Linked DNA regions of Homo sapiens: region 1 is linked to region 2. Evidence: chromatin contacts called from ENCODE Hi-C or POLR2A ChIA-PET data. All regions are on one chromosome and are shown on one strand. Each heading gives the region's core, a stretch centred on a gene start or an enhancer-like site at or near the end of the contact. The rest is flanking DNA. Distances are from core to core; before and after follow the strand shown.

What was found. A loop is a pair of places that touch in the nucleus more often than their neighbours do. ChIA-PET counts read pairs that join two places held with the same protein, here RNA polymerase II (POLR2A). Pooled maps may share reads with other maps.
Region 1: a loop to region 2 is called in a pooled map, with 5 times the contacts of the local background. The contact joins two enhancer-like sites. A Hi-C loop is called at or near these places in 8 of 50 pooled maps. POLR2A ChIA-PET finds 5 or more read pairs at or near these places in 4 of 52 experiments (activated B cell, activated CD4-positive, alpha-beta T cell, activated CD8-positive, alpha-beta memory T cell and 1 more).

What each region holds. Positions count from the first base shown.
Region 1 is chr10:50,535,793-50,540,907 of GRCh38, reverse strand. The region is part of intron 2 of SGMS1 (sphingomyelin synthase 1); the gene reads left to right. Among named protein-coding and RNA genes, the nearest start is that of SGMS1, 86 kb to the left of the region's middle. RefSeq lists an enhancer at 1,863-2,072 and a silencer at 2,065-2,359. Within about 2 kb of position 1,692, at least 5 of the 41 ENCODE cell types and tissues checked have a DNase peak (open chromatin) inside an H3K27ac peak, as active enhancers do.
Region 2 is chr10:50,395,541-50,401,205 of GRCh38, reverse strand. All of the region lies in intron 6 of SGMS1 (sphingomyelin synthase 1), which reads left to right. Among named protein-coding and RNA genes, the nearest start is that of ASAH2, 150 kb to the right of the region's middle. Within about 2 kb of position 4,070, at least 3 of the 41 ENCODE cell types and tissues checked have a DNase peak (open chromatin) inside an H3K27ac peak, as active enhancers do.

The DNA of each region.
Region 1 (5,115 bases), core at 443-2,942, 140 kb before region 2:
ATTCATACTCACTGTGACTCTTTTCCACCCTCTTTATGAAATGGAAATCTGGTAATTCACCTCCTTCCCCTAAAAGCCAAAACAAAAAACAAACAAACCTGCAGGACTCAACTTTTCCATGACTTCCCATGATCTTAAGTTGAAATCATAATTTCATAACCTTAGTGACTCGCATGACCTGGCAGTTGCCCACTAATCCCCAGCCCTCCGTGTTCCCCCTCTTCAATCCAGTCATGGTGGCTTAGTTTTGGTTTCTCTGAGATAGCATTCACTTCCACTTTCCTCTCTCTTTTTTCAAATTGTTGACTTTAATTATTTCTTTAGTTCCCCCTTAAATCTCATTTTGTCAGAGAAAGCCTTAGGTTAGAAACCACCTTATTGCATGACATTGACCCCCTTGATAGCAGTCTGTTGGTATATGTCTAGTGGCTGGCATATAGTGGATGCTTATTCATATTTGTTGAGTGAAAGAATGAGAGTAGTGGTAATTGTGAGTATTTTAAGTGCTGCTAAATACTCTGAGAGTTGGCATATCTAGCATGAGGTGTGGCACAGATGCCACCATTTTTTTTTACCTGCCAGACGAGCCAGTCTATTTATTACTAATTTATCACCACATCCTTCCCCTGGGCTGGCTTTCTTAGTACTCTACTGGTCTGTGTGAATTGGCATGTGGCATGAAACCTATTTGACATTTCTAATCTAGCAGAAAATGTCATCACCTTCTGGATGTTTAGGTCCTTGTATTGACCTTTAAACATGTTGCATAAACTTTTCATGCCTTAATTTTCATGCCAGTCTAATACAGGTCATCAGATTGTAAGATAAGATAATTCTTTCATGAAGATTAAGTAAGAAATACTGAAAAATTAGTAGAGCATATTCAAATATAAGGTTGTATAATTACATTCAGTATGCTTTGACATAAATAATCATTTTCTGTTTAGCCACTCTCTTATGCAGACTAAAATGTAAATTTTATATACACATAAATTAAACTTTCAGTTGCATAGGCTTATCATGTCTATATATGAGCCTTACAGCAGGGACTCTAATTTTCTTTCATAATTAAGTTGATTTCTTGTTTCCATTGGACTTTTACTTAATGTTTATTTTGCTAGTGAAAGATCCATTTCAAGGAGATAGAATATAAAACATCAAGAAGAAGATGCTCATTTTAAATTCAGTTTACTATCATTCTGTGGCAGTGTTTCACAAAGCATACCCATGGATCACCTGTATCAGAAACATGTGGGGATGGTTAATTTGCAGGTTCATGCCCCCACAACTTACTGAATCAGAATTTGAGAGGCCCAGAAAACTGCATTTTAAAGTGATCACTTTGTACTTTAAATAAGCTCCATAAGTTTGAGAATCAGGTCCCATATAATACTTAGTGTATACTGTGTCATTAATAAATTTCGAACAGGATCCATAAAAGATGGCTCATTCACCGACCTTTTCAGTCTCACCTGAGCATATAGATGTTATCAGAAAACATATCAATGCCAACACTATACAATAAAAGGTGATGATATTGATTGTGACTAAGGTTGAAAACAGTCTATGACCTTATTCAACTGGAGCACAGAGGATCAACAAGGGGCATTGTTCCTAGATGGCTAAAACACACTGGCCTTCCGGGAACAATGGCCCTTTGACCACAGCTGACACAGGCGGGAAGGAACTAGACAGGGGTCAGATCTCCTCAGTCCAGCAGTGAATGGGTGGGGCCTATGGTTGAGTCCTCTGGAGAAGCCCGGCAGGGGAAGGCCAGCAGTGCCCTTCATGCTCACCAGGGCTGTCACTGTTCTGCCCTCCCTGGATGCCCACATGGCAAGAACGCTTGCCCTGAGCAGGAGGACAGGAACAATACCTGTGTTTTAAAAGTTGGCATTGCCAAGTGTGTAGGATGTGCTGCTCACCGAGTTCGGTGGTTTCCTTGTATTAGTTCATGTAATCAGCTTAAGTAGGGGAAATCCAGGGTGTTGATGAGAAGGCATTTCATGGCAGACTTTAACCCTGGACTGGATTCTGGGGAAGGTTACAAGTCTCCATCTCCTGTTCTTATCAAAACTTGCTCTACTCTTTTGGATCGCCTTTGACCACTTAATGATACTTACAGCTTTTATCTCACAGTTCCACCTCCAGATCAGTATTGTTTTCTGTCATTTCCTGAATGTGAATTCCATCCCACTAAGTAGACACAGAAGTTGTCAGTGGGGAATGGTGTCATCCCTCTCCTCTGGTGTTTTGAAATGTGTGGGAACATTTTCAGTGGTCATGATGATGAGGGGTGTGTATATCAGGATTTAATGTCCTGAGGGTGTGGGATGCTAAATACCTTTCAGTAGTTGGGAGTGGGAGGGTCCCACTTAATGAAGGATTGTCCTGTCCAGAATGCTGAAGGCACCCCTGATAAGCTATCTCTTTTTTTTTTTTTTTTTTTTGAGATGGAGTCTCACTCAGTAGCCCAGGCTGTAGTACAGTGGCATGATCTTGGCTCACTGCAAGCTCCGCCTCCCGGGTTCATGCCATTGTCCTGCCTCAGCCTCCTGAGTAGCTGGGACTACAGGCACCCACCACCACGCCCGGCTAATTTTTTTGTATTTTTAGTAGAGACGGGGTTTCACCATGTTAGCCATGATGGTCTCGATCTCCTGAGCTCATGATCTGCCTGCCTCGGCCTCCCAAAGTGCTGGGATTACAGGTGTGAGCCCACCCACCCACCCCTGATAAGCTCTTTGGTTTTATCTGCATCTTATCCAGCACCTTATTATTATTTGTTTAATCTCTGTATTTCCAGAGCAGGATCTCACTCTGTTGCCCAGGCTGGAGTGCCGTGGCATAATCATAGCTCACTGTAACTTTGAATAGCTGGGCTCAAGCAAGCCTCCTGCCCCAGCCTCCTGAGTAGCAGTGCCTTCTTGAGAACTGACCAAACATTTAATATGTAATGGGATTCATATGGCTTAATAGATGCAGTTTGAGCTTAGTTACTTGTAGGGTAAATAAGCAAATGGTTGAAGCCATCTTCTTGGATGGCTTTTGTGCTCTCACAGTGAAGGTGTCACTCTTCTTGAATTCTGCTTTGTAACCTCATTCTTCCTGACGGTACAATGTAGACAAGCTCTATGACCTAGGGAATAATCCTAAGCAGCTACTGTTCCACTCAGGCAACATTCCTATTTCAAAAACTACCAGCATGTAGTCCCACTGAAACCTTGGTTTCACAAAAAGAAACAGGATGGGGAACATCACACACCGGGGCCTGTTGTGGAATGGGGGCGGGCAGGGGGTGGCGGGGAGGGATAGCATTAAGAGATATACCTAATGTAAATGACGAGTTAATGGGTGCAGCACACCAACATGGCACATGTATACATATGTAACAAACCTGCACGTTGTGCACATGTACCCTAGAACTTAAAGTATAATAAAATATATATATATCTATATATATATATAAAGAAAAAAAAGAAAAGAAACAGGATGATGCTAAGTAAATTAAGTGTTAGCATCATGAAATGGGGTAGAGGGCTGAGTACCCCAACATTTTATCTCTGACACCATCCCAGGTGAGTAGTCTTAGCAGTAGGAGGGTTTGAGATTTGGAGGTACAGGCTCCATACTCCAAACTTTCTGGAGAAAAGGTTACTTTGTCCGTTGATCAGAAAGCTACTGTGTGGAAAAAACAAAGGTTTGAACTAAGGATCAAACAAGATCAGTAGAGGGTCCTGGGATATGCATTGATATGTATCAGTCATTCAGTTAGACATGTTAGAGATGCAGACTGGGAAAATTCAGCCAAAGGAGCTTGAGAGAAATGCAAATGCTAAGATGACTCAGTGGGCTGTTTTCCCTGGAAGGCCTGGGGACCAAACAAGAAGCAATGTGTCAACCCTTTGTCTCTCTGTTACTCTACTTCTAAGAGTAACTTCTAAGGAAATGATTAGTGATGTATTCAGAGATTTCACTCTGAGGATGCCTAAATGCTGAACATTGGAAGCAACCCAGATGATGTCCAAAAGGGGATTGAATAAATATAATTCACCTATATGATAGACTATTGCATAATCTTGACAATGATTATAGCATGTTTTTAATGATGACAATGATTATAGCATGTTTTTCATATTTTTCATGTATGAAGAAAAGTATGACATGGGACAAAATGTATGAAAAACATGCTATAATAAACAGATTAAGATTTCAATAAGGAAACTTTGTAAACATGGAGGAGAGACCTGGAAGGGCATTAATCAAAATATTCACTTGGATTATCTTTGAGAAGTGAAATTCTAGGTAGTTTTTCCTCTTAGAGCTTTAGTGCTGTACATAAAATGTTTTCTGTGAGCATGTAGAATTATTTTTGTAATTAAGCAGTTTAATACAGCAATAAAAACATGATTATTAACAGGTGCCTTGTTGACCCTTTACTCCAAATATTCCTGGTAGTTCTAATCATTTAAAATCTCAATAATTATATATTCTATCATTTTAAATCTAAATATTTCTGATAGGTTTATTCCTCAAAAGGAAATGGGTTTTTTTTGTTTGTTTGTTTGTTTCTTTGTTCATTTTTTTGAGACAGGGTCTTGACTGTTTATGCAGTGGCACAATCACAGCTCACTGCAGCCTTGATCTCCTGGGTTCAAGGGATCCTCCCACCTCATTCTCCTGAGTAGCTGAGACTATACGCGTGCACCACCATTTTTGACTAATTTTTGATTTTTGGTAGAGATGGGGTCTTGGTGTGTTGCCCAGGCTGGTCTCAAACTCCTGGGCTCAAGAGATCTTTCGACTTCAGCCTCCCAAAGTGTTAGGATTACAGGCATGAGCACTGTGCCCAGCTGGAAATGAGGATTTTGATTACAAGGAGTGGATATGTGTGGGGGAAGAACTGAAGGATGTGAAGCAAGAAGGGATATCAATATAGTAAAGAAGAAGAATGTATAAAAATGAAATCTAATACAGTAATACTAACTACATTTGTCTAGTTTGAAGCTCTGCCTAGGAAATTCCCACTGAGACGTAATACATTCATGTCTGAGTGGGGTTGGGTAGCAGCCATAAAGGCCAAGCTTGGCCCCTCTCCCCCAAAAGTGGCTGAAT
Region 2 (5,665 bases), core at 2,821-5,320:
AAATTGGGGCTAGTTTAGAACTTGCTGTTTTTCAGCAAGGCAGAAATTTGCTGTGTATTATTAGAATGTGACAATTAATGATTTTTCCCATGGCTGGCTCAAGTGTCAGATAATTGACCCTGGTTTACGTCGTATGTCTCAAGATGAGGCCACAAGTCCCATTGAGGTCAATTACTAGGCATAAGTGTTTATTTCAAACAGTTTGTGTCTCTGCCATTGGTCTGGTCACACACACTAATTATCATCATCTTGAGGCATTGCAGTTGCCTGGTTGAGTGGAGGCACTTGGGAGCTTCCTGCCCAGGAACCCTCCGGCCTTGATGTGGTCTATTGGGAAATTGGTTACATCAGTATTGGCCATAAGACAGGATCTGACAACTGTCCAGACTTTCATTATTGCCTGATACATTCTGGTCACATACTGATATTGAACAGGTAGTAAAGGAACAGTCAGCACTTGTGGTTTTGTACTTCTTACCTTTTTCCTCACAAAAATAAAGCTGCTTTCATATTTTCTTCTTACTAATAAGATAGTGAGCAACCTGGGCAACATAGCAAGACCTTGTCTGTAAAAAAATTTTTTTTTAATTGGCTGGGCGAGGTGGTATATAGCTGTAGTCTCAGCTACTCAGGAGGCTGAGGTGGGAGGATTGCTTGAGTCCAAGAGTTCGAGGCTGAAGTGAGCAGTGATTATACCACTGCATTGCAGCCTGGGTGACAGAGCGAGAACCTTGTCTCTTAAAAAAAATAGCTATATATATATATATATATATATATATATATATATATATATATATATATATATATATGCCAGGATGTGTTCTATAGGTCTTGTGTTTATATTTTGTTGATCTTCACAAGCTATGGTGTAGGTGCTATTGTTATCCTCAATTTGCAGAGGCAAAAAACTGCATCACAGAGTGGGTGAGTAATTTATTCAAGGTCTCACAGCAAGTAAACAGAAGAGCTAGGTTTTAAATCTAGGCCATCTGGCTCCAGAATCTTTTGACAACTGTACTAACCTTCCTCTCCATTAGAAAGTATAGACAGTTATACTGAATATATATGAAAAGAACATGAACAACCATGTAAAACCCATCTAACCAGTGAAAACCATTCCTAGCACCTCACGCACGTACTTCCAGATTCCTTCCTTGAACTCTTTTTTTTTTTTTTTGAGAAGGAGTCTCACTGTGTCGCCCAGGCTGGAGTGCAGTGGCGCGATCCCGGCTCACTGCAAGCTCTGCCTCCTAGGTTCATGCCATTTTCCTGCCTCAGCCTCCCGAGTGGCTGGGACTACAGGCGCCCACCACCATGCCTGGCTAATTTTTTTATATTTTTAGTAGAGACAGGGTTTCACCGTGTTAGCCAGAATGGTCTCGATCTCCTGACCTCGTGATCCGCCTGCCTCGGCCTCCCAAAGTGCTGGGATTACAGGTGTGAGCCGCCGTGCCTGGCCTCCTTCCTTGAACTCTGATGGGAAGTTCTCTCCCCCTGACCCTTTTCTACTTCCAAGAGCTAAGCATAATGAACAATCTGGTATATATCTTCCCAAATATAGATGCAGTTATTCACATTGTACATATATAGGTAATTCATACACATTCTCATATATCCTCCTGTGTGCATTGTTCTGCTAAGCACTTTTTCTCACTCAGTATGTCCTGGAAATATTTCTGTATGTGTCATTGTATATAATTTAACACATTCTTAAACTGACTGCTTATATGGACTGCACCACTTCTGTAGGATGGGTGTACTATAATTTCAGTGCACCACTTTCATTGATGGACATTTACATTGTTGTCATATTTTTTCTATATTATTTTCAATAGTTGCATATTCTATATTATTTTCAATAGTTGCATACCTTTTATTGTATGAAAGTACTATAATCTCCTGTTTTGAAATTCAGATTATTAGAAGGTACAGGGATGAATATTCTCAAAACTTGGAATTTGAGCACATCCTTCCTTAGTTACCTCCCAGTCCCAATTAAAATGCTAAGTCCAAATGATCACCTTGTCATTTAAAAAACCAACTTACTGCGGTATATTTTCTATATAATTCAGTGATTTTCAGTAAATTTACTGAGTTCTACAACCAGCACCATAAACCAGTTTTAGAACATTTCCATCGGTTCTTAAAAGATAAGATTCCTCTCTTATCTTTTTACATTTAATCTCTACTTCCACACCGAGCCCTAGGCAACTACTAATCTACTTTCTGTCTCTAAAGTGTTTCCGGTCCTGGACATTTCATATAACCTGTCACTTTTAAGAATTTGATATCCATAAGTAGTATTTCTTTTCTTACTCTTTTGAATAATTTGGCCTATATACAACTCCTAGCTAGAACTGTCTATTATATTAGGGTACTGTCTTGAATAATAATAATAATATATATATTTTTTCCATTCCATAGAGACAAACTGCTTCTCTGTTTATAAGGCTTCTTTGGTAATACTTGCCATATTACAAGAGAACTGTTAAGCTTGTTTGGTTAATTTCTTCATGTGGTGGCTTGATAGTAATTGTTATTCTTGGCTTGGTTTGATTGAGAACTGAATATGCATTGATTTCTCAGAAGACTTGCTACCAAAATATAGCAAAAACTTACCAGAACCTCCCCCCATGAGAAGTAACACTGAAAAGTTCTCACTTATGACATCACATCCCAACTTACAACACCGGTATTGTTAGCTTCAAATTGCTTACAAACGTTCTGCAATTCTTTTGGATTAAGTAACTCTGTACTATTAAAATAATTTTTAAAATATTATTTTATTGCCTTTATAAACCAGTTTGGATTAAAAGCTAATATTTTTTAAAGGTTAGGATAATTTCATTTCATTATTTAATATTTCAAAATCTGATGATATGATCATATTTTGAAGTCATCTGATAGTTCCTGAAAGTATTTTAGATGTCTACTCCCTGCATTTATACATCTGTTTAGAGCCTGATTGTTTTTATATGGTGTGCTTATTTATTTTTTGTCATTGCACGTGAATAATTACTGTTTTCTGAAGACCTCTACTTTTTAAGAAGCTCCGAGAGAGTGGAAAAATAACCACCAAACTTGTCTGCCTCACTTTATTACTGAGAGAAAAAATTTGCAGAATGATATTAACTATATACTAAAATCTTAGCACACCAGAGTACAAAGTCAGGGACGGAAAACTTTCTGTGTGTAGCCTTTTGAAATGTATCTATAAGTAGAAGGCATTCCCAAGTCACATGCTGAAGAGCGGCGAAATGGCTTAGAGGCAGAGTTCTTAGGTGCCACTCTACCTATTTCAGGCAGATTCTGTCACCATCAGCCCTTCGTAGGTCACATAACTTACTTGATTTTAGTGACTTATTTAAAATCAGTAATTAACACCTCAAGAGGAAAAAGCTTTTCTTTAGAAGAAATAACAGATTTATCTTCAATACCTCTGAAACCTAAATGGTTGCTTAAGTAACAGCTGTTGCATTTTATCATCATTGGCAAACGGGAAAGGCAGCTTCCTCAACTTGTGTTTGTCTTCTAAAGGAAAAACCAAAGCAATATATAGCAACTGATGCTTATCCAGAAGAGATAACTCAGATGCACAGAGGCAAAGAGATGTGGACATCTAAATAAACCCAGACACTTTGTTCTTCAGAACTTTTAAACATAGGCATTTTCTCTCTCGGCGAGAGAGTGAGCTGTGATCAGTTGTGTGTGTAGCCAGGATGTTGCTAAAGCAAACTGACTTTATCTGCCTTGCACGCCTTCTCCTCTGCTTTGGTGTCATGCCTGTCTCCTTTCTAAGACCAGCTAACCATACTTGGTTTCTTCTGTCCTCTTTAACATCTTCATCTTGCTTTATTGTGCATGTGTATGATTTGAGGTTCTAGATCCTTGAACTGGGGAGTGACAACTTAGACACCCACAGAGACCACGTATCTATCCTACCTGGTCCTGCAGAGTGCCCTACACTGAGTGAGTCCTCTGTCTAAGAGTGCTGCTAACCATCTCCTCAAGGGCAGTTATCTGCCATTTGCAAAGAATGTACAAGTTCTCTAAATCTAGCAACTACATCAGAGATCTTAGATGATGATTCATTTGAAGAGAATGGGTTGGGAGTACTCATGCAAAGAGAAGAAGCATTTTTTTTTTGCTTTTGATCTTACTGCACATTAATTTTGAGTAAATTTGATAGTACAAATCAACCAACGGATATTCACATTTTGAGTGTCCCGTACTTGAGCTCCTGAGAGTGTGCAGAAGGGTGGAGTGCTTATCTTCAAGTAACACCGCCGGTTCACCACACAGCTTTCTTTTTAACAGAACACTGGAGGCTGCCGCTGTTGGGATGCATTGAGGGGAGGGGACCTAGCTACTTTTAAAAGAATCTTTGGGTATAGAAATTGGGGGAAGGAAGATGTGAAAAATAATGCCACTTGTGGGTGGGGTGGGGATGGATGTGAGAAGACAGACTGCTAAAAGCAGCCATGATTGGTGAGCACCTGCTGTGTGCCTAGACTCTACTAGGTACTCTGCAGCTCATTATCTCATTTAATCCTGTGAGTCAGGTGATGGTATCCATATTTTTATAGACAGGGAAACTGGCTTGGAAAGGTCAACACTTCCTCAAACAAACAAACAAAAACAGATGGAGTTAGTCTAATTCTTTCTATTTGTAACTAATTCGTCTTAAGATTAACATGTTCCTTCCTCTCTCTAGTTCCAAAATATCCCCCCTTCCACGGTCCTGAATTTTTTCACTTCTCTTTTGTATACTCTTGAACTGGAGGCATTTACAGTTGTGGAACATAGACCTTCTGAAATGCAAAACATCCTAGGGAAGAGAAATGTACCTTACTGTGTGGGTTGACTTTTGCCTTGCTTTGCTCAACTCCTAGCTGAGAATACCTGGACTTAAGATAATGGGGGCTGCACGTGGGAAGTAAAGAGAGGAGAAGAGGTAGTCTTTAAGCTTGGACCTCTAGAGGGGTGGGACTGGGAGCCCCACCCTGAGGGCTCAGAGAAGCAAAGACTCCTGAGGAGACAGCCACTAAAAGGAGGGCAAGATTTCACCAAAGGCTAACTTTTCCCCTTCTGGTTTTGTTAACGTTTTTCATCATGGAAAGGGAGGAAATGCACTGGAGGGTCCAGACCTTGGTTTAGTTCCTCTTTCAGTAGAATTGGGATCCTCAGATGAATGATGAATCGGTTAAGGGTGGAAATAACTTTTTCAGCAGTATACATACCCACCATAAACATTTTATTAACTTTAGAAACAGAAATGTTTAGGATTTCTCAATGTTTTATGTAGTGTCAAGGAATTTTCTTTTGAATATGGGTCCTCTGATTTGTGCCATTTCTTGTCTTTCCTGCACAAGCCCCACCCATAATCCTTCATCGATGTCCAGTCTTTATTTCTTTAAAGTGATGCCGGAACATCAAAACTTCAAAGCAGCCCAATACTGAATCCTTCCACATTTTAAGTTACATTTTCCTCGTAAGAATATTAAAGTTGTCTCAACCACCTCTAATTTTGCAGCAATCTTTTGGTAAGACTGTTTACCTTTATCAAGTCTTTCTAAAGCATTCAATTTAGTTTTGTGGAAATAACAGCTCACTTTCTTTCCAGACTCCAGTTTCATTGATTACTCAATATTTATTTAAATTATGT